Regions from separate parts of the Homo sapiens genome. Here all the other regions are linked to region 1. A link is a loop called in an ENCODE intact Hi-C map of the cell type or tissue named here. Cell type or tissue: mammary epithelial cell. All regions are shown on one strand.

What was found. A loop is a pair of places that touch in the nucleus more often than their neighbours do. Peaks named below come from ENCODE experiments on the same cell type or tissue, not always from the same donor. Only the 100,000 strongest peaks of a DNase experiment are listed, where the experiment ranks them.
Region 2: a loop joins it to region 1, with 4 times the contacts of the local background. A loop is called at or near these places in 8 of 110 quality-filtered maps.
Region 3: a loop joins it to region 1, with 8 times the contacts of the local background. A loop is called at or near these places in 5 of 110 quality-filtered maps.

What each region holds. Positions count from the first base shown.
Region 1 is chr1:209,350,341-209,358,340 of GRCh38, reverse strand. No RefSeq gene overlaps it. Among named protein-coding and RNA genes, the nearest start is that of LINC01698, 18 kb to the left of the region's middle. In mammary epithelial cell, a CTCF peak has its summit at 3,837 (motif pointing right); DNase peaks (open chromatin) are centred at 2,750 and 3,870; H3K4me3 peaks cover 130 bases; H3K27ac peaks cover 2,069 bases.
Region 2 is chr1:209,400,644-209,408,643 of GRCh38, reverse strand. No RefSeq gene overlaps it. Among named protein-coding and RNA genes, the nearest start is that of MIR205HG, 24 kb to the left of the region's middle. RefSeq lists enhancers at 4,349-4,935, 3,834-5,033. In mammary epithelial cell, no CTCF peak of the experiment used is centred here; DNase peaks (open chromatin) are centred at 2,306, 3,283, 3,853 and 4,593; H3K27ac peaks cover 4,796 bases.
Region 3 is chr1:209,485,322-209,493,321 of GRCh38, reverse strand. No RefSeq gene overlaps it. Among named protein-coding and RNA genes, the nearest start is that of MIR205, 57 kb to the right of the region's middle. In mammary epithelial cell, a CTCF peak has its summit at 3,111 (motif pointing right); DNase peaks (open chromatin) are centred at 6,271 and 7,941.

The sequences.
Region 1 (8,000 bases):
TGACACCTTGATTTTAGCCCAGTGAGACATCTTCTTCTTTTTTTAAAATACTTTATGGTCTAGGGTACATTGGCAGAATGTGCAGGTTTGTTACATAGGTATAAAAATGCCATGGTGGTTTCCTGCACCCATCAACCCGTCATCTACATTAGGTATTTCTCCTAATGCTATCCCTCCCCTAGCCCCCCACACCTGGACAGGCGTGGGTGTGTGATGTTGCCCTCCCTGTGTCTGTGTGTTCTTATTGTTCAACAACCACTTATGAGTGAGAACATGCGGTGTTTGGTTTTCTGTTCTTGTGTTAGTTTGCTGAGAATGATGGTTTCCAGCTTCATCCACGTCCCTGCAAAGGACATGAACTCATCCTTTTTTTATGACTGTATTGTATTCCATGGTAAAAAAAGGGAATCCTCCCTAACTCATTTTATGAGGCCAGCATCATCCTCATACCAAAACCTGGCAAAGACACAACAAAAAAAGAAAATTTTAGGCCAATATCCCTGAGGAACATTGATGCGAAAATCCTCAATAAAATACTGGCAAACCAAATCCAGCAGCACATCAAAAAGGTTATCCACCACGATCAAGTTGGCTTCATCCCTGGGATACAAGGCTGGCTCAACATACACAAATCAATCAATGTAATCCATCACATAAACAGAGCCAATGACAAAACCACATGATTATATCAATAGATGCAGAAAAGGCCTTTGAGAAAATTCAACAGCCTTTCATGCTAAAAACTCTCAATAAACTACGTATTGATGGAATGTATCTCAAAATAATAAGAGCTATTTATGACAAACCCACAGCCAATATCATACTGAATGGGCAAAAACTGGAAGCATTCCCTCAACTGGTACAAGACAAGGATGCCCTCTCTCATGACTCCCAGTGAGACTTCTGACCTAAGAACTGTAAGGGAATAAATTTGTATGACTAAATTTGTGGCAATTTGTTACAGCAGCAGTAGAAAATGAGCACAACACGTTTCTCAGGCCTGTAAAATCACCGCCCTCTATCGGGCTCTGCTGGGTGGAGGAGGAGTAGGACATGGAAGAGCTTTTGGTTTAGGGACAATCTTTCTTAGGCCATAGTTAAAGTTGGGGAATGTGCACAATCAGCAGTAGGCTAAGAGATCCTCCTTATGAAGAATCACTACTCCGTAAAGTTGGTTTCGAGACTATTTTTAGTTGTTTAATTGTTTCCTTCTCTTTAAACTTGGGAATGCTAGGGATCTGTGCTTACCTTGCGCATTCCTATATCCCTTGAGTAGCACCAAGCCCAGGAGCTACTCAGCCCACAGTCACTTGCTTTTGAATAGAAGGATCAAATTCCAGGAGCTACAGTCTACTCTCTGAAGCTGACCTTCCACCTGATGCAGAAACTCAGGGCTAATTTTCTAGTTTTCTTCTCTCTTTTTGTGCAGCTGGTGTAGAGTTTAAAGAAATTGTGTTCTTTCCTTCACACTCAGATGGTTATTCCTTCTAGATTTCAGAAGCCTAGAATTGAGGTTTCAGCACTTGGACACCCACTCACCCACATTTAAAATCACAAAGAACCATGGCGCTGAAGTGGTAGTTTAATACTTGGTCTGTGGAGATATACACACAAGTCTCTGTAGGATCCTGTTTTCAAAAATTTCAAGAGTGCCATTGGCTGGTGTCTACAAAGAAGAGTTGCAGGATCTCAGAGCAGAACTGAGCCCTGACTCAAGTGTAAGAAAGAGGTTGTTCATCGTCTTCTAGGCTCAAGCGTCCCTAGAGTCCTTCGACTACCTCCTTTCACAAAAGTCTGGGATCCTTGGAGGCATTTCGAGAGGATAGAGTGGGGCTGGTTGTTTCAGTGTCTCTCCAAAGAATGTTGTCAGTTCCCTGTGGAATCCGCCAAGGCCCAAGGCCGTGTGGGGCTCCCAGTGGTGTCAGAAAGGAGTCAAATGCCTACTCCCAAACACAGCATCACTCACTCATCTTGGTTTAAATCTTAAAGGGATAGGAGAAGAAAGAACTTTCTTGCAGATGTGCTTCTTTACCACTGAAAGGAAGCAGCCTTCCTCAGAAAGTGACAACCTCCTTGTTGAAGAAGTAGAACTGAGGCAGGGTCTGAAAGAGCCTTGGGAAGAAGACTCTGGCTCTGGAGGGAGTTGGATTCTATTCTCTCCCAACTCTGAATCACATGACCCCATAATCCTTAGATATAAGCTGGGTCAAGCAGGCTTGCAGTAAACTGTGATCACAAATAGTTAATGGGGGAAACGGTCTCGGCCAGTGCAGTTGAAGATAAAATTAAAGAGCTTGAAGAACACATAATGGGAGGGAGGAAAAGAAAGACTAATTGGTAGAATAAAACCCTGCCCTAAATCTACAGAAATCTTAAATCCACAAAGGTGCAGGATTATAAAACCCATCCATAAGTAACAAGGTGATCCACATAGATTTCCTTCAGCTGTGCGAGAGAGCAGGCTGCTAGCTATGCCCGCTCTAGCTTCTTCCAACATGAATTTGCCGGTTCTTTTCCTGCTCCAGTTTGTCCTCATTTAAATGAAGCTGGTTATGTTTGCACCTCCTGGTTTTGCCTCTGTGCTCGTATACCAAGGAGTTGCCCGTCCCTGCTAAGCAGAGGCACAATCCAGGCGGGAGAAGCAGGGGATTAACATTTGCATGTTGTGTCTCTGTTCCAAGAGCTGTGCAAGGGGTTTCAGCATTTATGGTCTGATGTAATTAAAAGTCATTCTCCACACCCTCTTCTCTTCATTCCCTGGAGGGATTCAGGGAAGGAAGGACATGAAACTTGTCATTGGCTTCTTGCCTGTCAGCAGCTCACAGAGCTGTGGGAGGACAGGGGCCTTTTCTGGGAATTGCATTAGGCAGCACACCTGACCAGGAGTTTCTTGTTTTTGTTATTTTAAAATAAAATCTTGGGGCCGGGGACGGTGGCTCACACCTGTAATCCCAGCACTTTCAGAGGGTGAGGCAGGCAGATCACTTGAGGTCAGGAGTTGGAGAACAGCCTGATCAACATGGCGAAACCCCATCTTTACTAAAAATACAAAAATTAGTCGGGTGTGGTGGTGGTGCATGCCTTTAATCCCAGTTACTCAGGAAGCTGAGGCAGGAGAATCGCTTGAATCCGGGAGGCGGAGCTTGCAGTGAGCCGAGACTGTGCCACTGCACTCCAGCCTGGGTGACAGAGCGAGACTCCATCTCAAAAAAATAAAAATAAAATAAAATAAAAAACAATCTTGATACTAAGTTGTGATAGATCCTGGCCACAGTTTGCCTGTGACTCTTCTACATAAATTCAGCAGCCCAAGGCTGCAACTTTACATGGACATAACTAAAGACTAGTGCTTGTAGTGGACTGATCCCCAGAGGCAACCAGATGCAAATATCGCCAATGTTTTCTCTTCTATGGCCTTCCTCTGCTTTCCTGTCTACTTACTGTAGCGGCCAGTAAAGGCACCAAGCTTAGGGCCGAGGAGCTTTTCAAATATTTTTCTTAGGAAAATATGAAAAAGCCCTCCTCCCCACAACAACAACAAAAAACCCTCACATTGGCTCCATAATTCAAAAAGAAAACCAATGTTTAACTACTGTCTACAAAACATGCCAACTAACTCAAAAGCAACTCAACTCTTAGCTACATGTAAATTTATTTAGTGTGGGATGTGGGTGCATTTTAGTGTCTTTGAAGTAATGCAGGATGCGACCTCTAAAATAAGCTTGCCTGAGGCCCAGGAAAGCTTTGCAGCGTTCTTCTACGTGGCTTCTGGGAAGGCTCCAGCCCCTACAGAAGTAGTGAGGCCTTCAGCGGTTTCTCCTGCACCTGCTTCTGAACACTAGGTGGCAGCACGGAACTTCCTAAGTCTTCTCCAGAGGCTGAGTACAAACCTGAGCAATTCCACCTTAAGAAGGGCCATGCACAGAACCATGCAAAAAGTGCAGTAATTCTTGGACGTGGCTAATCTCTATAATTCACCAGATTGCAGATACAAGTGACAGCTGCAATAGGGGTGATGTTCTCTCATTCGCTGTGTCACCGGGATGCTATTTCGAATTTTCCCGAGATTAGAAAAAGGATTCCAATTGCCCCCAGGGCCTTGCCGTGTAATTTTTATCAGTCTTGATCTGTGAGTTCCCCTAGGCAGCGCGTGTGCCTGTATGTGTGTGTGCGCTCGCGCGCGCGTGCTCACACGTGTGTGAATAGGTCCTTGGTGAGATATGAGGCTCTTGTGGACCACACAGAAGTTGTTTCAGAGGATGAATTTCCAGATTCATCCCCAACTCCAAGACTCTTGCCTTCTCACTTGTTCATTCCTTCAGATTCAGTGGTGCAGCGCCAGCTTCATAGCCATACAATCTGTGCAGTTGTACGTTGCCTGGTGTTCAGCAGGTCCCTATCTTTGATTTCATATTCTGCTGTCACTGTCTTGAAATTCTTAATACTTCTTGAACAAGGAGTCCTTCATATTTACTTTGTACTGGGCTCCATATATGTTATATAGCTGGTCCTACTGTGGAAAATTATGGCCAGAGGTAAATTTCTCTCTAAGATGTGACTCTGTTCTTTCTCAGCATCATCTCAATGACTGGCTTGTCTTAGACTTGAGAATGGGAAAAACGTGGGCTTTTGGTCAGATGTACTTGGATGCAGGTTGGGAGCCTGCTACTTACTGCCTATGTGACCTAGAGCACATTTGTTAACCTCTGCAAGACCACCTCATCCTTTAGAAGAATACAATCGTCCTTTCCTCATAAGATGTGGTGAGTACGAAGTGCTAGGATCCATGCAAAATGCCTAGCACACAGTAGGTATTCAACAAACATTCCTTTATTTGCCCCCATCTCTCCTGGAAATCACCGTCAATTATTTCTACATTATCTCCCCTGTCCAGAGTACCCAGCCTTAGTTGGAGTTAAAGCTTGGTTTTATTTACAGTGAAGCAGGTTTAGGGCAAATGTTCAGTCTCTAACCCATCTCGCTGTGAGTTGAAAGCAGTTTCTTATTCTATTCAGGTCTCTGTGTTGAGCGAGATGCATGACCAAACTGTGGTTATGATTTCTGCACCACGGGAAAAACTGGCTTTACAGAGCTACCTACTGTTTGGGGAACCTCTAAAGAGAGCTTCTGATTGAAATGCCATCTTCAAGGAATTTCCCTTGTACTAATTAGCTTAATATGTTGCACTTGTATAATGTGTTTTTCTCCTAGGATCTGTGGATACTTGGCAAACAGCCATTAATCACATCCTCTTACCTTGATGTCAGATGACTGCAGTTGACACATTCATATCCCTGCCTGGATAGGGAGTTGGAGGGCCCTGGGTCTGAGGCCTGCCTCTGCTCACCATTTTTGTGTGGTCTTGAACAACTTTTCTGGACCTCAGTTACTTCATGTGTAAATTGAGGTTAATAAATTATATTTGGAAATTGATTCTATGGCTAAATTCTATGAAGATGAGATAGTCTCCAAATAGAACACTCTTTATAAAGTAGAAATAATTCCGCAATGCAAAGGATGACAATATTACATTTTGACAGTGAAGTTCAGGTTTAAATTCCAGTGCTATATTGAACATTATGCTTTTGTAGGCATTGAAATTTCCTCTTGCGAGGACTGGGATTGGATATCCAAGAGGCAAATGGAAAATTCCTTTGACCACTAAGATGTTAATTGGCTTTAAGATAATGTTCTGCAAACAGTCCATTTGCCCAACACTAACAAAAAATGAGTACACACCGGAGGCTTGATGAATTCTCACTGGGCCTTTTCAGGACATCCTTAGGTCCAAGTGACTCTGTGTCATCCCACCTATCTATTGATGAAGGTCAGGCAAACTAGGGTCACCACTTGTGACTTGAAGCATTGCCCTGTCTTCTCATCTTGACAGTAAGCTCCTTGAGGGAAAGTCGGGGGTAAAGTGGTATTTGCCATTACATACTGAACATAGTCTCTGCATCAGTAGGCCCTCAACAATGACTGCAGTGTGAAAGGGGATGGCTGAGTTAGTCCACCACTGCCGACTTCAAAGGTTCTCCAAAAAGCTCAGCAGCTGTGTAAGAAGAAAACCGTCCGGTAGTGCCTCTGTGGCCTGAGCTAAAGTCTCCCATTCAAGAACAACTTTCCTGTACCAGGCTGATGCTGACTTAGCCTTTAACCTGCGAGGTTCTTCCTCGATAAATGCAGTTACTTTTGGTGATTTCGTTAGTCTTATGAAGGATTTTTGGTGACTGGTGTGGGAAAGTTTATCAAAATTGTACCCCACATCTTTCAAAAGGGCCAAAGTGCTATTATCCTATTAAAAATCAGAAGGCCTTTCAATGTGAGCTTTGAGAGAATAAGGCTGTAGTTATGAAGTAGCTGGAGCTTCTCACTATTAAACTGCAGATATGATCTCAGACTGCTTTATCATTTAATTCATATGCTAAGTGTATCTATATGAATTTCTACTTATATATTCTTGTATGTCTATATGCTTTTTAACATTTTTGAGCCTATCCCTTTCTACCAGCTTGCACAGTTCTTCCCATAGACATCAGACAGGAACGAAACTGACATTATATATTACTGATCATTAAAGATTGATACTATCTCTCATTTAATGAAAGGAGATAGCTATTTACAACATTGATTAAAAGATGAATTTAGTGTGTATCGTGTAAGCTATAGGGAGAATGGGGAATAGACCTTAAGCCATCTGTCCCTGACTAATCATTCTGTTATGATAATTAAGGCCACAGTTTTGTTTTTGTTTTTTTTTTTTTTTTTAAGTTGGCCCCTGGAAGGGAAGCAAAGCTTGGAATCTCTTGGAGTTAAATAGCCTCTGAAGCAAAAGGTCAATTTCTTTTAGCCCCAAATCATGAACCCCCTTTGGTATAACACTCACTCCTCATCCTAATTGTCTTTCTTCCTGGCAGGAGGCAGCTGACCTTGACCTGATCCACGGCACTTTAACTCTGGTAGAGATGGGGCTGACTATGCCACTGAAACCTTTTGCTGGGGAGGGGGAGTCATAAGGAATCTTTATTTTGGGCTGAGGTTTTTCTGAAAACTATAAAGCTGATCATCCCTAAAGAGAGCTTGACTTCACTCCCAAGCTCTACTTCTTGTCAAAAATCTACTTCTGTTGTCAAAAAAGGAGCCACAGTAAGTCATTTAGTCCATTCCTCTGTTTCTGTGCTGTATTTTGTATAAAAATTCCAGAAAGGTGGAATAATAACAGTCCCCATGCTTGATAGCACTTTAGTGTTTACCAAGCATTTTACATACATCATTTCATTTATTGCTTTCCACAAATACTTCAAATTAGTTATTACTGTCTCCATTTTACAAAGCAAATTGAAGGTCAGAGAGGTTGCAGCATGCTGAAAGTCAGGCTGCTTGTAAGAGCCAGTGCCTGGGCATGGACCTTATCTAATGTCCTTTCTACAACATGACTGCACCAGACTATCTGGTGGATGTAGGCTCTTTCCAGGCAAAAAATTTCCACCACTTCCTATTAGGTCCCCTGGCCCTCAGAGATACCTAATATCAATTTCTCCTTCTGTACCTAAACCCATAACTTTTGTTCTCTTACCTAATGCGAATAGGTTTCCAATCTTTAAATAATAATCTTAGACCAGCCTAAAGTTTAGAGGAGCTGTTTTCCTAGTCCTATCTTCTCAACAGTGACTACTTCAAGCTGCTCTAGCTTTTTCTCCTCCTGCTTTGGAGTCAATCAGTTCTGCTACTGGACAAGTCATTTAACTGGCATATATTTTGTCACCTGCAACAGGAGGATGATGCCACCTCTCTTACAGGATTATGACGAGAAAATTAGAAAATGCATGTAAAGTGCACATATGAAATGCACAATAAATCAATATGCTGTACTTACATTTTTTCCCCATTCCTACCTTTCCTTTACCTTCCTCTCTGGTGTTTTTGTTGTCCTTGAAGATACCCAGAGAGAGGACGCACTCCCCATTTAAGTATGTAAATTGATAGCCTGGCACTTTTCT
Region 2 (8,000 bases), 50 kb before region 1:
ATGACATAGAGTGATGGAGAAAACATTAAAAGTAATCTCTATACACTAGAAGTCTGGATCAGATTCAAGAAGATGAGACTTAACACATATAAATGTTAATCTACTGCACCAATGCTCAAAAAAATCAACTGTGCAATGACAGAATAGGGAAAGCTAGTTTTGCAGATGCTAATATTGAAAAGGCAAGGGCTTTTTACGTAAAGGACTCTTTATTGGACCATAACCAAAAGATGAAACAATAGTGACATGTGGTTTTCCTAAAAGCAAATATGATCTAAGATGTGTCCAGAGAATCATGTTAGGTTGGTGAAGGGCTTGGAAAATATGTTACATGAGGAATGATTGAACGACTAAAAGAACTTGTCGTATCTGGGCTATAAAAGAGATGACTAAAATGTCAAGGTTGTCTTCCAATATTTGAGGTTTCCTGTAAGGAAAATGGAGAGGGTTTGCCTTGCAAGAAGTTAAGGTAGTAGAATGAAGACCAACCGGCAGAAGTTACAAGGAGGCAAATTTTAATTGAGTATAAGGAAAAACTAACTAGCAGTCAAGAAGAAATGGGCTTACATGCCTATTTATAGCAGCATTATTCACAATAGCCAAAAGGTCATAGCAACCCAACCATCCATCCACAAATGAGTGGATGAGCAAAATGTGTTACATACATGCAATGAAATATTATTAGGCCTTCAAAAGGAAGGAAATTCTGACACATACTACAATGCAGATGAACCTTGAAAATATTGTGCTAAGTAAAATAAGCCAGTCACAAAAGGACAAGTATCATAATGATTCCACTTACATGCGTGCTAGAGTAGTCAAATTCATAGAGACAGAAAGGAGAATGGTGGTTGCCAGGGACTTGGGGAGAGGACAATGGGAAGCTGTTATTTAATGGGTATAGAGTTTCAGGTTGGGAAGATGAAAAGCTCTAGAGATGGATGGTAGCACAGTAATGTGAACGAACTTACTGCCACTGAACTGTACACTTAAAAATGGCTAAAATGGTAAATTTTATATATATTTTACCACAGTTGAAAAACAAATTGGGGGCTCCATTGCCTATGGAATAAACCAAACAAAGAAGAAGGAATGGGCTTATGTGCGAGGTATTGAGTTTCCTGTAACTGTAAGTATCAAAATCGGGACTGGACAGTCTCAGGGTGACATGCTCTAGGGAACATTTCAGGGTGAGAAGCAATCCCAATGATTTCAGAACGTCTGTAACTCCACATGAAAACAGAGGCTTACTCTGTGCCTCAGATTGAGTAAGGCTGCATACTTTCTTGATATGTATTAACATATGCAAGAGTATATTCATATATAATATATCATACATGCAAAAGACCATGTTATATAACAAATATGCATTTTACTATGTACAATTTAATAAATATTTTAAAAATGGATCTCCTTCTAGTCCCCATACAGGTTTAATACTGAGAATTTGCCAGTATCTTAGAAGTCCCCAACCCTTTCAGATGCCCTTAACCCATCACTTCCATTCCCTCCTCTTGGAGATGACCACTCTTCAGACTTTTGTGATGATCTGTTTTTTTTTTTTTTTTTTTTTTTTTTACAAAATAGCTTTACTACCTATTATGCATCTCTAAACAGCATAGTATAGTTTTGTCTGTTTTCAATGTCATGTATATCATATGGTATGTTTTCATTTGTGACTTTCTTCTGTAGCTTATTATGCTTATAAGATTCATCCATGTTGATACATGCATGCAGCTGTAATTAATTTATTTTCAATAGATCATTTGTCAAAAGTTTGTAATAGATGCTGCTGCTAGGAACATTCATATGCGTGACTTCTGGTGCTCATGCATAAGGTTGGGAATTCTGGATTGTATGATATACACATCTCTGAATTTCTGAGATAATGCCAAACTATTTTCCTAATGATTCTATCAATTTTCATTGCCTCCAGCAGTGTAGGAGAGTTCTTATTGCTCTGCCTGTTGTCAGATTCGGACTGCACTCTTCACCTAAGAATTAGAGAAAGTGGTGAGGTTGGTAGCCTGGCTCAAATACCTCATGATAAAGTGGGAAAATGGACTTGAGCTGCACACCAAGAAAAATTTAGGTTCCAAATCAATGTAGGTGCTTCTATTGAGTTAAGTGGCTTGTCAGAGACAGGCTTCCAATTATATCCTAAGCACGTGAAGGGCGTGAAGTGCCACATGTCCTTTGGTGAACTGCCCCCAACCCCACTTTTTCCCTCAGCCTTAGGTTTATAGTGCCTGCTCACCAAACACTGACTACATTGTGTCATCAGTGCGGTGGTTTTGTGAACATTTCAAACATAAAAAAAAAAAAATGAAAGTGAGACATCATTTCCTGAATTATGTTAATTTGGTGAGCCTTAGTGAGTGGAATTAAAATGAACATCCCTTGAGAGGATGTTATGGACCACACAGAGCTCTGGGCTCTGGAGTTGAAAATCTTAACTGGAATTCCAGCCAGGCTACTTTTCAGCTATTTCACTGTAAGCAAGTTGTTTGATCTGCCTAACTTTACTTGTCTCGCTTGTAAAACGGGTAGAGTAATGGGACCTACTATGAGTGTGCTTGCTGGGGAGAGGGAATTTTGAAGGTAAGATAATTCATGTAAAGTGCTAAGCTCAGTCCTTGGTGTTTAGTGTTCAAAAAATATTTGACATATTATTAGAATCTCTGTCCCTGAAGAAACACTTTTACAATGGCTTCCAGGATAACATAAGCATGGATTTGCCTAAGGAGACGGGGCAGGAGTTGATCTCTTCAGAATTTTGTTCCCGTCATCATTCCCTTCCACACACATGCCTTTGGTAATTTTCAGCAGCAAACATTTAGAATAAGCTCTGGTTTTACCCTTCATCAAACCAGAAGTGACAGGGAAAACAGACATTTTTTTCAGAAAAGAAATTAATCTCCTAAACAGGGTGATTCCACCCTTTTCTTTAAATACTTCTAAACTCAGGAGGGGGGAGGAGAGCACACATTATCCATCAGAATGAGGCATCAGCTAGCACCGCCGAGTTTCATTTACTTTAAGATTGCCCTCTGAGCTGTAGGGTTTTTTTTCTTCTTTCCCAGAGCACAGTTAGAAGGGATATTTTTCTTTAAATGGCCCCATTTCATTTGCATTTTTAAGCTTTCACTGCAGAGAGTAGAAGCAGTTGTAAATGGTTCCAAGAAGGTAGCTGTGGCTGCTAGCCTGAAGCTTCTGAAATTGAGTGTCAGCTTCCCTCAGAGTAGAAAGATATTACTTCATATTTGTGCATGCGGTTTGCCGCTCTGCTCTTGGTTTGATGGTCTCATTTAGCCACAGGCATTCTCCAGCAATGATTCGTCCTCCCCAATAAATTAAATATCACCTTTCTCCCCTCTCCCACTACCACTCCACCCTCTTTTTTTTAAATAAGACATTGTCTTGTTTATACTGAAGTGAGACAAGGTAAGAAAGTATGAGTTTCCCAATTCCTTTTATTGCTCCTTTTTGACAAGAGGAGAACAGCAAAAAGGCAAAAGAGGAAGAAAATCTACAATTGGAAATCTGAAAGGAAAGTTGTATCCTGATCACAGACCTCTTTGAGTTTGTTTAAGATTGTATAGCAAGCTATTGAGAGGGGAAGGGTATAGAGAGCCTATGGGATGTTTCACTATGTTGTAGAATGAGGGGACCCACTGATCAGCATTATCGCCCTGTTCATTCTTGAGTTCACACCCTTTACCCCAATAATCCCCTACTTAGGGGCTCAGGTCTGCAGTGAAAACCACAGGTGCACCATGTCCACAGGGTCTTGACATCTCCCAAAGGACTGCAGGAGGAGCCTGGGCTGATTCCAGGGAGGCGTGGGCAGGAAGCTGTTTGTAAGATGAACAAAGAGAGTCTTTGACGAATGGGTCATTATTGTCAGAAGGTGGAAGTCAGGGTGCCTTGATTGATAGTGTTCCTGAACAAAACAAGCTGAAACTTTTATATGCTTTCAGAAATTTGGTTTTAGTATATAGGCAGCCTTCACCCTACTGATGAGCTGTGTGCTGGAGTTTACAAGTTGGGTTTTTAGAATCTGGAACACAATTTACTTCAAATTAGCCCTTTAATATGGTGATCAGCTTTTTCAGCCTATACACAACAGTCCATTTAATACATACTAGTTTGTTGGAAATGTATTGCTAAGAGTTTTAGATTGATGGAGTTGGAATCTATGTGGTGAGGGAGGAGAAGGTAGAGAGTTTCTACTCCTTTCTCCTGCACCTTGAGCCAAATTAGGGGGAAATTTTGAAATAGACATAGCATGTTTTTGGCATCTTCCCTTTCTGCTCCTCTCTCCCCTTGTTGTCAGCGAATTGTGTGGCCCGCAAGGTGACTAAATTCATTGTTGTAAGAATGCTATAAAAAGGGCTCTTGCTTGGGATAACCAGTGTCGAATCTGACTGAGATTCCTCCTATTGATCTTCTGTGACTCACGGACAGAGCAGAGGAAGAGGATTTGAAATTTAGCCTGACTCACTTCCCGGTGACCTGGTATTAAGGTGATTCTTAGGTATGCCTGAGCTGTCCTGGAAAGGTCTCTGTGCCAAGGCAATTTGGGTGCCCAGGGTCCAGGTCAGTGACTCCAACCCAACCACCAGGTTGCTCCCAAGAGTAATTAGCTTGACATTTTTGAGACTTCTCATTAGACGCTTACACCTGAAATGTTTCCCCAGGTGATTTCCGATCCTGTGCCATCACCCTGTGCTTCCCCTTGCCTGGCCCAGCTCCTACCAACAGTTTTATGTCTGTCCTCTGGAATGTCCATGGTGAATAAACTCATTCGTAGCCTCAGACTCTTCCTTGACCACTTCACTCCCTCTGCCTTTTCATCTGCACCTGCCTCTCCCTCGAGTGTTCTGTGTTCTCTGTAGCCTTCTCAAGGGGAGACTGCTAATTCTGCTGCATCTCAGCATCAGCCGCTGGCGTTGGCACCATCCCTGCTCCCCATCTTCACTCCCCAAATGATTCAAGTGAAAGTCTTGGCCGCTTTTAGGCTCAAGCTCACTGGCATTGCCAGTGCTCTCCAAAGTGTCTCCAGTGTACTGTGACAAGGGCAGGTCTGCCTCTTAAATGAGTGACACAAGCCCTAGGGGGTTCAGTGGTGAGCTGGAGACCCCATGATGCTCAAAAAGGGCACAGTTGCTCCGCAGTTCACAGTTGAAGGAGATAAACCCTGTGTTCCCAGATCTTTTTTTTTTTTTTTTTTTTTTTTGAGACGGATTCTCACTCTGTCGCCCAGGCTGGAATGCAATGGCGTGATCTCGGCTCACTGCAACCTCCACCTCCCAGGTTCAAGCGATTCTCCTGCCTCAGCCTCCCGAGTAGCTGGGATTACAGGCATGCGCCACCATACCTGCCTAATTTTTTGCATTTTTAGTAGAGACAGAGTTTCTCCATGTTGGTCAGGCTGGTCTCGAACTCCCAACCTTAGGTGATCCTCCCGCCTTGGCCTCCCAAAGTGCTGGGATTACAGGCCTGAGCCACTGTGCCCGGCCTTTTCCCAGATCTTTATAGTTTCTAAGAGAAGGCTTTCAAGGAATCTAGATTTTTATATGAACTTTCCTGATTTTTTTTAAAAATGGTAGATAGTAAACCATCATCAAAAAAAAAAATAAGAAAAAACACCATGACAGCCAAATGAAACCTGGCTATTGGGTCTGAGTTGGCCCACAGGCCTCTGATTAGTGATTTCCACTCTGCATTTCCTCTTCCTCATCTAACACTCTCTTAGTCATTCTCCCCATTCACTAATGACACCAGCATGTGTTACACAGTCTTTTCTTCCATCTGAACCCTGCTTTCATCCTGGGCTTCTTCTGGGCTCATGAAGATGCCCAGCAACACTCGACCCCCCCATTCCTGCATCTTCTCTTCTCAACACGTCCACCCCACCTGGACCTCATCATCCCCTAGGTCACCTCCCACACCACAACCTTCTATCTTTCTACTTCTTGTACTCAATCATTGACATTATTTCTATTTCAAAACTAGGGACTCCCAGACCACTGATCTCTCTCTCTCTCTCTCTCTCTCTCTCTCTTTTCAGTCATACCTTCTCATACCATACCCTCTCAGCTTCATTTTACTTCAACCTCTGTCTTGCTAATATTGTTGCCCTATTGGCTTTCTTTCATACTTGGATGGCAAAACCTCAACCCTGGAGCTAACAAACTATTAGCCTTCTCTGCCAGTGTTGCTGCATGTCATAGAGAAACCCACACGATCTGTAGACTCATTGTACTACTGTCTCCCATTTCCCAGACCCCACTGCTCCCTGCCACTCTCCTGTGATCATTCTAGGCTTCCTTAGTCACCGCTCTCTCTAGTTCTCTAGACTAGATTTTCAGTGCCTTCTTCACTCTCCTCCACTCCTCAAATATTTGGCCTTCACAAGTTAAGCATTTGACATTGCTTCCTACTTCACAGAAAGTGTAGAACCCAGAGATGGAAACATCCCACCCCTTAACTCAGTGCCATCAAACCTACAACTTACCTACATCTGCCACCATGCCTCTTTTCTTCACTTCTGATTTTATGGAAGAGGAGCCTCTCTCTGTCTGAGCTTATCCCTTTTTTTGTCCTCTGGAGTTTTTCTCTCCTACCTCCTTAGCAGCCTGGCTTGATCACTTTTCCCTTTCTCTTCCCTGTCCCTTCACCCTGTCCCTCTCTCTTTTCCCCTCTCTCTATCAGGACCTAAACATGTTTAAGCCTTCCGTCTTGTATATTCAATTCCTTGCTGGCCCCATGGCACTTTTCAGCCACCGCTTTCTCTTTAAAAAGGCATCTGTATCTGTCGCTCAGCTTCTTTACTTCCCATTCTGTATTCTACCCACTGCAAGCTGGCTTCTGCCCTTATTGTTCTGCTGAAACTGCTCTCAGCAAGGTTGTAGATGACTACTTTATTGCTGAATCCAATGGCAACTTTTAAGTCATTATCTTCCTTGACCTCTCTGCAGCGGCTGACACTGTTGGTCCTTTCCTGCATACTGAAAAACTCTTTTCCTGGGCTTCCATCACCACGTGCAGCAGCTGGATTTCCCCACCTCTTCAGACTCCTTCATGGGCTTCTCTTTCTTTGCTCACTTTTAAATACTAATGTTGGTTCGGTCCTACTGGTCTTATTTGTCCATGCTCAGGTCTTATTCATGTGCACGCCTGAGGTTATCTCAGTATTCTGTAACTTGTGTGGGGAGATTGAGATAGACCAGGAGGGGTAGGATGCAGATTTTATGATGGGGAACAGCAGAAATGAGATTGGCCAGGCATAGTGGTACCAGATGATGAAGAGACTGAGGAGTCAGCAAGGGAGAGTTTAATTTGCTGAAAGTGACAACAGGGGGACAAGCCTTGGGTCTAGGTTGTTAGTATCTAAGATGCTGAAGCCTTCCCTCCTTTTGTATAATGAAGCATTTGTCTGGCCTTTGTCCTGCGTTCCTGGGATGGAACTTCTAAACAAACCCTCTAACTTTCCCAGGTGATAAGACTGTCTGTTATTCATAGTGAGCCCTTGGGACCATGCCTGGGTTTATGTTAGTGAGGTGACTCACAGTGAGCCCCTACATAATTTCAGGATGGGGGCTGGTCATGCTTGAAAGGCCAATCGTGTGATTAGAGAGTTGGTGCTTTGAGCCATGTGATATTGGTCCAACCTCCGGGAGGGATTGGAAGATGGAGATTAACCACTTGGCCAATGATTCAATCAGTGATACCTACATCATGAAACCCCAGTGAAAACGCTGGACACCAAAGTGCAAATGACCTTTCTGATTGGTGAACACATCAATGTGATGGGAGGGTGAACCAACCTGAGTCCATGGGGGGGAAGGCATGGAAACTCCACATTCTGAACCCTCCCAGACCTTGCCCTGGGTATTTTTTTCACTTGACTGGCTCTGATTTGTACCTTTTATGGTAAAACTTTTATCCTAAGCGTAGCACTTGACTGAGTTCTGTGAGTCATTCTAGTGAATTAT
Region 3 (8,000 bases), 130 kb before region 1:
TGATGCATGCCTTTAGAAAAAAAAAAGCACAGTCATGTATATGTACAAGCATGCAAGCAGGGCTACAATCCTACTTTTTGCATGGGGTTTTTGATCATTTATTTGAGCGTATTGAATGTCTATTATATGTTATGCATTACATTAGGTACACAAGGATATAGAAACTAGTTATAGTTTCTTGCAAAGAGAGTTTATTGTACTGAGAAAGAAAAAAATCTATAAAATAGCACAGTGTGATATGTACTACTCTGAAATTTCAAGGCATTAGAGTTAGGTTGTGTAGGGTTGAACAAGGCATGAGAGATGACGGTTGGAGTAGGTAAGAACTTGTAGAGGAGGTGAGGCTTCATTTGAGCTCTAAGGGTATACTTTAGAGAAGAGACAAGGAGTGGAGAGAGTGTTCCAGGAGGGAGGAACTCACTGCCTCCTTGCCCACTGAGCTCTAGCTACACTGGCTTTTCATATCCCTGGATGTGTCATGATCTTCCCCTTTATAGGAAATACGTTCATGCTGTTTTCCTGCCAGGATGGTCTTTCTCCCATTCTTGTTTTAGCTTAATCCTATTTGGCCTTGAAGACTTAATTTAAAATTTTACTTATTTAGGAAAGCTTTCTTTAACTTCCTCAGTGCAAATTACAGCTCCCCCACCACATGTTATACTCTTATATCATGTATCATACTTTTCCTTCTCAGTTTCTTCACAGATTTTTAGTTGTACATTTACTTGTGTGATTACTTGTCTAATGTCTATTTCTTACATTAAATAGAAAACTCCAAGATGCAAGAGACTGGCTGTTGTCACAACTACCTCACTGGTGCTTAGCATAGTGTGTAGCCCATGGAGGAGTTACCTGGACCTGTATGGACAAGGAAAGGTGAGCAGGAGAAGGAGTTTGCAGTAGCCAGACTCAAAACAGTCCTCCACAAGTCTCCACCTCTTGATATTTATACTATTGTATAGATCCCGTGAAACCTCAAAATCAGAGACAGGTCTCAGTTAATTTAGAAAGTTTATTTTGTCAAAGTTGAGGATGTATGCCTGTGACAGAGCCTCAGGAGGTCCTGATGACATGTGTTGAAGGTGGTCAGAGCAGTTTGGTTTTATATATTTTAGGGAGACACGAGCTATCAATCAACATATGTAAGATGAGCATTGGTTCAGTCTGGAAAGGTGGGACAACTAGAAGCAAAGGCAGGAAGACTCAGCGGGGAGAGAGCTTCCAGGTCATAGGTAGATAAGAGACAAATGGTTGCACTCTTTTGAGCTTCTGATTAGCCTCTCCAAAGGAGGTAATCAGATACGCATTTATCTCAGTGAGCAGAGGGGTGACTTTGAATAGAATGGGAGACAGGTTTGCCCTAAGCAGTTCCCAGCTTGAGTGATTTTGAGGCCGCAATATTTATTTTCCTTTCACAACCCCTCCCACATGGCAGCAGGGTTATTCTCTGTGACCAACAGAATATGCATTTTCCTTCTGAGTTTATGTTATAAAAAAGCAGAACTTCCATTGTGGCTTCTCTCTTTTTCTATCACTCACTCTGAGGGAGACCACCTCCATGTCTTGAGGACACTAAGGCAGCCCTGTGGAATAGCCCATGTGGCAAGGAACTGAGGTGTTCAGCTGGTGAGAGACTGAGGCTACCCAATAACCACATGCATGAGCTTGGAAGCAGATCCTCCAGTCTTCAGAAGATTGCAGCTCAGCCTACAGCTTGACTGCAACTTCAGAGGCTAGCCAGAACCACTTAACTAAGTCGCTCCAAAATTTCTCAACCTCAGAAATTGTGTGAGATAATAAATGTTGTTTCAAGCTGCTAACTTTTAGGATAATTTGTCATATAGCAACGGATAACTAATACAAGGCTTAATGAGAGAAATAGGTGCATGAGAATAATCCTGCTTCTTCCTTTGATTCATTTAAACGGTGCTTGTCAGTGACTTCCCCGACTGGATTTTGAACCCATCTTTCTGAAGAGTCTTTATTTTTCTCCAAGACATCCCCTAGTTGAACAGCTCTCTGTATTCCTGAGTTTCAGTGGTCTGATGCTTGTTGAAGAGGCTCTGATTACAACCTCAGCACAGATCTTCCAGTTGATTGAAAGGCCCCAGCTGATACTGAGTTCAAGTTGCTTCAGGGTGTGGTGAAGAAGATTCCTTTTCTGAGATTTACAAAGATGCCCCATCTTGAAGATTCTCTCTCTTGAGGGAAGAGAGAAGGTTTGCTAAAGTGTGTCCTTGGATGTCACATGTGCATCATTACATTTCAAATTTGGGGGGACTCCTGCTTTTCAGAGGGCCACAAAAGATTAAAGTCTGTGCTATGCTTCTGAGGCAGAGTGGGGCAGTGGGGGAGAGCTTTAGTTTAAAGTCACATGCACTGAGTTTGAGTCTTGTTCTGCTTTTTGGTACCTGAATGTGTCATTTCACCTCTCTAAGCCTCTGTTTCCTCACCTATAAAATGGAGTTAGTAATACTACCCGTCTTCTCCGCAGAATTGATGGAAGGATTATATGAGCCAATGCATTTAGCACAGCACCTGATGAATAATAAGTGCCCTTAAATGGTGACTATTTTGATTGCAAATGACAGAATCAGAAGTTAGTGCCAAGTCCAGATTTGCCTCTAATTAGCCGTTTGGGTTTGGGCAAAACATTTAACTTCTCAATGTCTTAATTTCCTTATTTATAACATGAGGGGATTTGGCGAGTTGGTATTTTCCGAAGTAAAATCCACAGTGCTGTTTGCATCAGAATCAAAATCATTTGCTTAGTAAAATAATACAAATTCCCAGGTCCACCCCAGACCCACAAAGTCAGAATCTCTTAAATGGAACTCAGGAATCTATGTTTCAATCAATTCCTCATATGATTCCTGTGCACACTGCCTGCTCTGCCATTGTAGAAATCTATCTAATGGATTTAAGTACCCGTTAGATTAGGAACTTATGACGGGCCTGAGGGATCCTGGGAGAAGAGATGAAATAGCATGTGTAATCTTATTCTGTATGAATTTTCCATCAGGTAGGTAAGATTTAAGACGTTCTTCCTTAGACCACACCAGGATATCCAGATCTGAGGAATTAGTGTACTTCTTCCTTATGCCCACAGGAGGTCAGTGAAACATTAGGCCTATCCTTTTTCAAATTTCAGAACAAAAGAATTTTGAACAGTGCCAAACTAGAAGTAGAATGCTTGCATCTTGCAAAAGATAAGCTTTATTTACTAACAGACTTCCCAGGTGAGTGTTTGAGTTTTTATGCAGACAAAAATCTAGCAGTGCCTTGCTTTTTACAGAGGAAGGTACATTAGCTTTCGGGTTCATAAACTTTAAGTCCATCAATAGGTTTGCTAAAATAATTGTCCTTGGAGCTCTGGGAGTCATTTTAGGGCAGAGAAAATTCTCTGCTTTGAATTTCTCTAGGGCGCCTCGTTAGAAGAGGTCAAAATGTCGGACATGTGTTGGTTCAGATGTCTATTCGACGGACCTGGAGCAGAAGGTTATTAGCAAGCTAGAGTTGGGCTAATAGAGGCTCAGAGAGGCTAGACCACCTGACTGGAGATATATAGTAGTGGAATGGAGATCAGACCCAGGTCTACCACCTCATCATCAAGGGCCTTCTTAATAAGATAGAATTAATGTCATAGAGTATTCCAGCCAATGTTCTCTTAGCCAATTTATACCATTCTGTTTATCTTTTATTGAGCTTCTGTCTGGAGCTCAGCAGCTGGTCTTTTCCTTGACTCAGTTTTATTTTATTTTATTCTCTTTGTTTAGAACCGCAGTAACAGGTGAGAGTAGAAGTAGGATAATTGTAATGGGCACAGGTGTCTGCATCTCCTTCCCAAGCCCTTGTGACTGCCTTGACATAAGCCCTTTAGAGCTGGCCGCATTGACTGCTCACTCAGGTGACCCTCTGAGGCTGCAGGGCTCTGAAGTGTTTTCTACCTCTCATCTGCATGCAGATGGCTTAATGACTGATATATTAAAAACCAAGAAAGTGCTGGGTCTTAGATCTAGCAAGTGTTAGACACTTGACACAAAGAGAAGGATCATCTTGATCAACATGAACTAATTAATTAATTAGTTTACTTGCCAGACAGTGCATGAGAAACTCCTACATACCAGGTGTTTTCCTGGGCTCTAGGATTTCAAAGATGAGCAAGGTATGGGCTCTACTATGAAGGAAATTGATCACAAGCTGAGAAGGTGAAAAATAAAATCAATGACCCTAATATACTCTGAAAGTGCTATGATGGGCATATGCCTGGAAGGACATGGAAACATAAACAGGAGGCCTTCTCCCACCTGGTGGGGATAAGTTGGTGAATGACATTTTTCATGCATCCTTGGGAATATTTCATATAAAATTTGTGGCAGGTGTGGGGTAAAAGACAAGGAGATATAAAAAAGTATCTCTGTAGACAGGGCCTTGGACTCATTACTTACAGGGTTCCCTGTAGGGCTGAGGAATATGGCAGGCCAACCCCACTGGACAAGAAGGTAAATCCTCCAGTTCAGTGTGAAGAGCTCATCCCCTTAGAGAGGATTGCTGGACAGGGCAAGCCTTCCAGACTGCAGAAAGGGATCTGATCCTCATGTCACCTACCATTGCCATCCCAAGGGCCCTTGGTCAGCATAGAGGTTCTGAGTGAATCCTCAGTGCAAGTTCCCCTGAATCCACTGACAGGCCCATCTAGCCAGGTTGCAGTGGGACCATGGGCTCTCCTGGTCTAGATTGATCTGTATTGGCTTAGGTCACTTCTGTAAACATGTTCTGGGTGCTGACAATATATTTCACCATGCAAAACTTGCTTCTTCCACTTTACTCTTTTACTGTCTTTGGCTGGCCAATTCATCCTCGTTTATTCAGGGTTGTCCCAGTATTAAACCTGAAAGTCTTATGTCCCGGGAACCCCCTCAGTGCAAGGCAATCTGGGATGGTTGGGCATTCTACATCCCTCTGTTCCTCCACACTTCTTTATATACATTTGCTTCCCTTTCTTTTCTTCTTGCCTGCAAGCTCAGGCTTTGCAGTTATTATAAGGGCAATGTTTCACCCCTGCAGCAGGTCTGTTTTGCAGTGCCTGCCCACATCATATTCCCTTCTGGGGAATTCTGGGGAATATCCCTCTGTTACGCCAAAGATCCCTTCTCTGTAGTGGATACCTCCTCCTTCTAGCTGAAGATTTGACTAGGATTGGATTCTGTTTGGCAAATCATGACAAGGGTTGAGCTGGATCTTAATCTGCACTCTTTCTCATTCTTTCCTTCTCTCTCTCTCTCTCTTTTCCTCTCTTTATCTGCATTTATGTGGCTCCACAGCCAGGGAATCATTGGATTGCTTTGCCTCCACTCTGTGGAAATGTCCCAACTGGACAAAGAGTGACAGGCTGGCTCAGAGGCACCCAGTTGTCTTTGTCTGCGTCCATGCCCAACTGATCTGCTGAGTAGCAGGGATGATCTCTCTAGCAAAACCTACTACTGCTTGTGCCACAGCAAATGAATTGACTTCCTAGGGCTGTCATAACAAAGTACCACCAACTGGGCTGCTTAAAACAACAGAAATGTATTTTCTCACAGTTCTGGAAGCTTTAAGTCCAAAATTGGGTGTCAGTATGGCCCTGCTTCCTCTGAGACTCTGGACAGACATTTCCCTTGTCTCTTCCTGGCTTCTGGTGGTGGCCAGTGATCTTTGGTGTTACAGCAGCAGCATGTCAATCTCTACCTCTGTCACCACATGGCATTCTCCCTATGGGTCTCTGAGACTCTTCTGTCTTTGAAGGATATCTGTCATAATGAATTAAGGGCCCATCTTACTCTGGGATGACCTCATTTTAACTAATTACATCCACAATGACCCTAGTTTCAAATAATGTCATATTCTGAGGTGCTATGAGTCAGAGCTTCAACATATCTTATTAGGGGGCATAATTCAGCCTATAATAGTCAGCAAGTGGAAAAGGATGGATAGGGGCCACTTTCTTTAAAAGGTGGCTGTGTATGCAGCAGTTGCTAAGGCTTCATATAGCCTTCCTTCGGATCACTTAATTGGCCTTTGAGGAAGCTTTCATTCTGTTCTTGTCTTCCTGTTTGTTTGTCTTCTTTCATCTGGTCCTGTCCTTTTCCCTTTTTCCATTCCCCAAATCTTTTCAAGCCACTGCTCCTAGGTCCCACTACACCTTCCTCTAGGGAAGCTCTTTGCTTCCATAGCTCCAGGACTTACTGCACACTTCATCTCAGCTTGAACCACTTCCTCTGAGTCATTTTCACTCTCAACCCTGGGAATCTACAGAAGGGCTGGGGATGGTGGTGACAGGGACAAGCAGACTCCACATAAAGTATTGCCAAATAATGAAGATTTATCCTATCTAGAAATCTGTGTATTCACTTGATCAGTTATTCATATTGTGGATTTCCTGTGTAATATCATTTAGGAAAGGGATTCTGCTCTTTAAAAGATATAGAAATTATAGCTATAAGACACACAGTGAGAGGAGGCCTGTGACCATAGAGCTGAAAGTCTGATTTGCGTGACAACCTGGAGACTTATTGCAGAACTGGATAAGCATTAAGTATTAGCACTGGCTTGAGGTCTCAGAAGTCACCCCCTTCAGTTGTTTTCACACTTTGAAAGTGTAGGGAAGAAAGACTTTTCCTTTATCCTTTAGGTTCAATAGCTAGGTCTATGAAGTAAACTGACAACAGGCATATTAACAGAAGAATAGGCATACAAATGTATTAATGTTTAATGTTAGATGCACAGGGGCATCCTGGGGGGAAAAGCAAATACCCCCAAAAGTGGTGATATTTAAAAAGCTGTATATCCATCTTAATAGGGGAGGGGGAGAGGGATGTAGGCCACCTGAGGGAAAGTAAGTGATTTTTATAAAAGATGAATGGGCTTTTAAAAGAATAAATAGGATATGATATTTTGTGACAAAGTTTGTCTGGGTTTAGTGTCAACTTCTACAGATGCTCTTTGACTTAAGATGGGGTTACATCCTGATAAATGTATCATAAGTTGAAAATGCGTTCAGTTTGCCTAACCTACTGAAGCTACTGAACATCATAGCTTAGCCTAGCCTGCATTACATGCGCTCAGCTTACATTAGCCTACAGTTGGGTCAAATCATCTAATACAAAGCCTGTTTTATAATAAAGTGTTGAGTATCTCATGTAATTTGCTAAATACCATACTGAAAGTGAAAGCACAGAATGGTTGTATGGGTACTCAAAATACTACTGAATGCCTATATCACCTTTGCATCACCCTAAAGTCGAGAAATCATAAATCAAACCATCCTAAGTCAAGGATCGTCTATAGCCTCCTCTCCTGTGATAAGAGCCAACCTTCCCTGGTTGATGAAACTCCCAGCAAAGGGATTTATGCCAATTGAATTCTTTTTGAAGGATCTGTCTTCAGGCAGATAAGGAGACTTCAGTGAAAGCCTCTCCCTGCATCTGCTATTTTTCAAGTGTTTTTAGCTCAAAATAATCAAAATACTAAAGCGACATAATTTGGGGTGGCTTGTCCTGCACCCCTCCAACATCATATTTTGGGGTGGCATATTCTGATCTCTGACATAAAGATGTGCAATCTCACGCCACATTCCCCTCCACCCCCTTAAAGCTAAGCAGTTACCCCACATGGAAAATGAATACAACTTGGCAGATGTTCTAATGGCCAGGCCCAGAGTCCTGCCTCTTTCCATTTTTTTTTTTTAGCCATTGCTGAAGTTCTTGAAGGAACTCTACATTTGAAAATCTCCAAGTGCTGGTCCAACCTGTAAGTTTTAGATGAACATAAGGCCCAGAGGGGAGCAGAGATTTGCCCAAGGCCTCATAGTGATTGTTGGCAGAGCCCCAAGTGGCAGAGAGCTTTCCCATGATGAGCGCAGAGCTTGGGCCTCCAGCCAAGAGCAGAACAGGCCTCCTCTTGCTTTGACATCCATCATTCCTATCCCTTGGCCAGCAATTTTATCCTCTTGCTGTTCCACC